Regions from separate parts of the Homo sapiens genome. Here region 2 is linked to region 1. Evidence: chromatin contacts called from ENCODE Hi-C or POLR2A ChIA-PET data. All regions are on one chromosome and are shown on one strand. Each heading gives the region's core, a stretch centred on a gene start or an enhancer-like site at or near the end of the contact. The rest is flanking DNA. Distances are from core to core; before and after follow the strand shown.

The links. A loop is a pair of places that touch in the nucleus more often than their neighbours do. ChIA-PET counts read pairs that join two places held with the same protein, here RNA polymerase II (POLR2A). Pooled maps may share reads with other maps.
Region 2: a map of B cell shows a loop between it and region 1 (2.2-fold over the local background). The contact joins two enhancer-like sites. A Hi-C loop is called at or near these places in 2 of 168 maps with a recorded cell type or tissue (B cell and left ventricle myocardium inferior), 10 of 37 single-sample maps with no recorded cell type and 9 of 50 pooled maps. POLR2A ChIA-PET finds 5 or more read pairs at or near these places in 9 of 52 experiments (CD4-positive, alpha-beta T cell, CD4-positive, alpha-beta memory T cell, GM12878 and 6 more).

What each region holds. Positions count from the first base shown.
Region 1 is chr4:152,552,907-152,555,606 of GRCh38, forward strand. No RefSeq gene overlaps it. Among named protein-coding and RNA genes, the nearest start is that of MIR4453, 18 kb to the left of the region's middle. RefSeq lists an enhancer at 1,739-1,888. Within about 2 kb of position 1,450, at least 5 of the 41 ENCODE cell types and tissues checked have a DNase peak (open chromatin) inside an H3K27ac peak, as active enhancers do.
Region 2 is chr4:152,589,479-152,592,282 of GRCh38, forward strand. No RefSeq gene overlaps it. Among named protein-coding and RNA genes, the nearest start is that of MIR4453, 54 kb to the left of the region's middle. Within about 2 kb of position 1,374, at least 3 of the 41 ENCODE cell types and tissues checked have a DNase peak (open chromatin) inside an H3K27ac peak, as active enhancers do.

The DNA.
Region 1 (2,700 bases), core at 200-2,699:
TAGTCCCAACTGCTCAGAGGGCTGAGGTGGGAGGATCGCTTGAGCCCAGCAAGTCAAGACTGCAGTGAGCTGAGATTGTGCCACTGCACTCCAGCCTGGGTGACAGAGTGAAACCGTGTCTCAAAAAAAAAAAATGCATTCTTACTTCTAATCTCTTTGAACTTGCTGACCTCTTCTTCATCTCTCTTCTAAGAAGTTCCAGCATCTCCATCTGATCATTATTTTCAAGTTTCAAGGAGCTGTTTCTGCAATGTATTAGGTACAGTTCTGGGCATTCTACCAGGATAGTGAGTCCCGTGTCACTGAATAATACACCTGTATTAACAAACTGTCCACTATTCAGTCTTATATTCTGCCCTCCCTGATTTGGCACCTTTAAGATTCATTTCCAGGAGAGTTCTCCCACTTCCTGCTAGTACCTATTTGCCAGGTTTTGCAGTGCTTTTGGTGAATAACCCCTTTCTTCACATAACAGTATTTCCTCGCTTGGCTCATAATAAGATTTCTCATTATTGGTCTAGAAGAAATGAAGAGAGGTAGGGATGGATCTTAGAGACAAGCATCATCCTGCAAGGCATTTGCCCTTGCTACGTGAGGCCTTGGCATAGTCTCCGAGCACCAGAAGTCTGATTTCTCCTAGCAAGGAGAAAGGCTCCAGAGTATTCTCACTCTCAGTTTTAAGAGGAATCTGGGGTTTTAAGGTCCTTGAGCCCATCTACCCAAATATCTCCATCGGAACTCTCAGGGCCCCTCTCCTTTTTCAGGTCCCTTGCTTTAGCATTAGAAATTTGGGGGCTGGGCACAGTGGCTCATACCTGTAATCCAAACACTTTAGGAGGCTGAGGTGGGTGGACTGCTTGAGCCAGGAGTTGGAGACTAGCTTGGGAAACATGGTGAAACCTCGTCTCTATGAAAAAAAAAAAAAATCAGCTGAGCATGGTGGTGCATGCCTATAGTCCCAGCTACTTGGAGGCCTGAGGTGAGAGTAGATAGATCACTTGAGCCCAGGAGGTTGAGGCTGCAGTGAGGCATGTTCGCACCACTGCTCTCCAGCCTAGGTGGCAAAGTGAGACCCTGAAAAAAAAGAAAGAAAGAAAGAAAGAAAGAAAGAAAGAAAGAAAGAAAGAAAGAAAGAGAAAGAAAGAGAGCGAGAGAGAGAGAGAGAAAGAAAGAAAGAAAGAGAAAGAAAGAAAAAGAAAGAAAGAAGGAAAGAAAGAAGAAAAGAAAGAGAAAGAAAGAAAGCTGGTGGGCTGTGAACTCAGTCTCCTTTTTAGCTCTGTTGTATTTAAGATCAAACTTGGGGTCTTATTCTTCAGCTCATTCTACCCTCTGTCTACAGATGAGACTCCCTTTAAATGATGCCATGAAAGATTTCTGGCTTTTAACCCATGCTCTAAGTCAATGATTACCTCACCTGAGCCTGCTATTTCCTTCCTTTGTGGCTTCTCTAGCAGTTAACAACAAGCAACCAGCTCCACAGTTCTCATAATTATCATTGTCCCTGTATCTTTCAGTTCAAGAGCTACTCTATCAGCCAGTGCATTTCCCCGCCACCTACACACTACCGCAGTTAATCACAGGCAAGACTCTTAGTAATAGTGATGCTATAGCACTCCAGAGATCATCACTGCCCCACTTACTAACAGTGATGGGGTTTTTGTTGACCTGCTCTTTGTTGGCCAGCAAGTGACCCAATGCTAGAATCTCATTCTGAGGGTCTTCTGCCTTGGGCCATTCCTAAGACTTCCTGACTTAGGCTAGGTTCCTCCAAAACTAAGGATTTGAGTACAAGTGGTATGTTTGAAGTGTAAAATGTACCAGGAAGAACTAGTAGAGTAGTGAAGACTTGAGCCAGCAAAGGAAAGAGGCCAGCAGAATATTTAATCGCCAAGTTACCCACTGAGAACAATTGGGGCTCAGTCCCACCAAAAACCTCTGGGAGATGTGGAATACACATCAAAATTTTCCCACCCAGCGGGGGGCAGGAAAGCTGGGGTGTTTGTCTTTCAACTCCCATTTGCCCTTGGGTAAGAGCTGTTCCCCCAGCATGGACCTGCCACAGAGACAGAAAGAAGCCCTTGGGCCACAGGCAGAGAGTCACAGATGCTTCCAGTAACACTGGCTTATACTAGATCATCCCAAAGGACCTGGGGGATGTGGGCAGGGCACTGATGGCTGTCAGCTATACATGTTCCAATGACTTCCTGTCTAAAATAGCTTCATCACCTTTCCTCATCATTGCCCGTCCTCTTCAGCTGCTTTCTTTTACTTCTACCTGTCATTCTATTATATTTCTATTTCTTTTCTTTGTCTTTCTTTCTCTCTTTTTTTTTTTTTTTTTTTCTGAGACAGGGTCTGGCGCTGTTGCCCAGGCTGGAGCGCAGTGCAGTGGTGTGATCTTGGCTCACTGCAACATCTGCTTCCTGAGCTCAAGCAATCCTCCCACCTCAGCCTCCTGAGTAGCTGGAACCACAGGTGCGCACCACCATGCCTGGCTAATTTTTTGTATTTGTGGTAGAGACAAGGTTTCACCATGTTGCCCAGGCTGGTCTCAAACTCCTGACCTCAAGTAATCCACTTGCCTTGGCCTCCCAAAGAGCTGGGATTATAGGCGTGAGCCACCGCGCCTAGCCAATATTTATATTTATTTTCTTATCTGTCTCTCCACTTCCACTAGAATATAGGCCAGGGACTTCATCT
Region 2 (2,804 bases), core at 124-2,623, 36 kb after region 1:
CTTGCTTCTGGCATCTTCTGCTCCTCCCAATCCTCCAGCATAACCTGCTTGGAGAAATTGTCAAGCTCTTGGAAAAGGCCAAAGTTCACTATGTACCTTCTCGCTAATAGGATGAGGGTGAGTTTTTTAAAAAAATAACTCTTGAAAAGTTTCCTGAGAGGTAAACCCATCCTCTTTAAGAAACAACTATAAATCTTTATCACCAATTTCATGCATTCTAAGATGCACAGTTTTTCACACATAAATGTTCCTCAAATTGGGATGCATCTTGCAGTTGCTGCTGGCCTGGTGATAGTCAAGGAGCTGCCATTGCTCACAGGAGCACGAGCCTATTGTAGCTCTTCATAGGGCATTTTAATTGAGATGTGTGCCTGGTTGTTACCACCCATGTGAGCTCCTAGGCCGCTGGCAATGTCTTCAGAAAGTGTATACTACGATTTGACATTGACTTTCTACACAATGTCAAAGTGTAGGAATTTCAGGAATACCCTGGCCTTATATTTTCCTGTTAACATATGCACAAGAGTGATATGCAATCTAAAAATAATCTGTTTAAAGTCTGAAGGAGCATTTTCAAACTGATTATAAAGAAAAAAAGCTTATGTTAGAGTTTAATTAGCAGGTATCTGTTCCCTTTCTTAGTGATACAAAAAATAATGATATATTTTACGATCTTTCATTCTGTATCTTAAACTCAGTATATCCCTGGTGTGTTATCTCAGTCTATGCTCTTCATGCATCAGAGAAGCGTTGTGAAATGAAGCAGAATTCTGACTCAAGTAAGGGGAGCTGAAAAAGGGAGCTTTGCTTTAGAAACTTTTGAGGTTACTTCTCATGCCCTGGTGCTTGTACAGAAGACAACAACAAAAAAATCATGCCAGAGAAAAACAAGTTGGGTTACACAAGATTCAAGTGGGATTCAGTTTTCAGAGTGCTGGCAAACAGCCTGGAAACAGCTCTATAAGCTCCTGGAATCCTCCAGAGGACTGCAGAACTCCATAAACCATATTCTGACATCATCCCTGTCTGGGTATAGACAGGACCAGCAGCCACCCAGGAATGGCCTTAAAGAATCCCTAATGAATTAATCATCATAAACCAGCTCGGGAGCAGGAGAACATGCTCATGCCGTCAGTCTGCCTTTGCCCAGGAGTTCCACCTCCCATTCACCAATTAACTTTACAGTTGCATCTGCCTTTCCTGCCAAGCTCTCCCATAAAGGAATTTATCACCTTCTGTTCTGCTTTTCTTCCCAAATGTGAATCAGAAACCAACAGCACTGTTTAAAAAGGCACTTTCAGCAAATCCAATTATGCCCCCAAGCACCTTTACACAGAATGAGTGAGCTCTTCTGCCTTGCCTTTTGTGGCTTTATTAAACCCTGCTGGCCCAGAAGCTCACTGCTAGCTTGGGCCAATAATAATAAGAAACACTTGTTTATGTGCCAGGTACTGTTCTAAGGGTTTCATATATATTAACTCATTTCATCCTCATGACAATCCTTTGAGATCAGTACTGTTATTATCCCACGTTACAGATAAGGAAACTGAGGCACAGAGAAGTTAAGAAACTTGCCCAGGGTCACACAGCTCCAGGAAGACGAGATGAGGGTTGAACCCAGGCAATCTGGCTCCAGAGTCCATGCTTGTAACCACTCTACGTGCTCCACAATGAAGAAAGATGGTCAGACATTTTACTTTGCCTTTTACTAAGTGAAGATGTGAAAGTTAGATGGTCCTGTGGCGTTCACATCTTTAATCAGTCTTACTTGGAACTCAGTATATATAAAGGATCCGATCAGAGATGTCTTGTTTGAAATGGGGGTAAGGACCTGCAGGCATTGCGCCTGTATGGCCTTCCTGCTGAACCCCTGCGGTGGCCTTGGGCATTTCCTCGGACACCAGAGGCTTCTGGAAATCACAACTGGGAAACCTCCACCTGAATGTCTCTTCTTATTGATGAGTTACCCGAGGAGTTCCCAAGGCTGCAGAGCTCAGCAGGGGCAGAGCTGCCGGCAAAGCCCAGCTCCCCTGACGCTCCACCAGATTCTGGCTCCCTGGCCCCGCCCCAGCGTGCTGCCTCTGCACGTCAGTTAGCGCCTGCAACACCGCACTTAATGAGGACAAACAAATGTGCTCATCGCATTGAGTTCAAGTGCGAATGATGTGATCTTTCTGCTCCTGCTTAGCAATCCCTTCTCTGGAAAGATCTAGGGCAGACACCGCAGAGCTTTAAACATCGACTTCCAGAGAGCAGAGGTGGGTTTACTGGGAAGCCCTCAAAATCAGAGCTGCAGCAGTTCCGATTAATCTCAGTTAGTCTCATCTTCAAGGGAGTTTTCGCTATCACTATTATTTCATCCCTGGATATTGTTTGGAAGCCTGTCCTTCTAATCAATGCCTAGTAAGACAGGGGATAGGACACTTATACCACCTGAGAAATTTGGAAGGGCTCATGCAAGTTGGTAATATCTCTTTTTTTCTGGAGTATAAATCTCCAACTTCTTCTGTATGGATCACTTTGTATTTGCAGAGAGCCCACAAAGCGTCATTGTTTTTGAAAGCATTGCCTCTTGAAAATAAATCTGTGTCCTTTCCCTCGCAGCAGGCGCTACCAAGACCTTTTCTGAGGGCTCAAACCAGACAGATGGAGTAAGCGGCCATGAAGTAATACTAACTTACAATTACTGCTCTGTATTTTTAAGTTAATAAATAAATAATTCTTCAACTGCAACACTTTCCTTTGTGTTAACTGAACTCTTACACATGGCGTACACCCACGGTGATATTAGGAGTAATATCTCC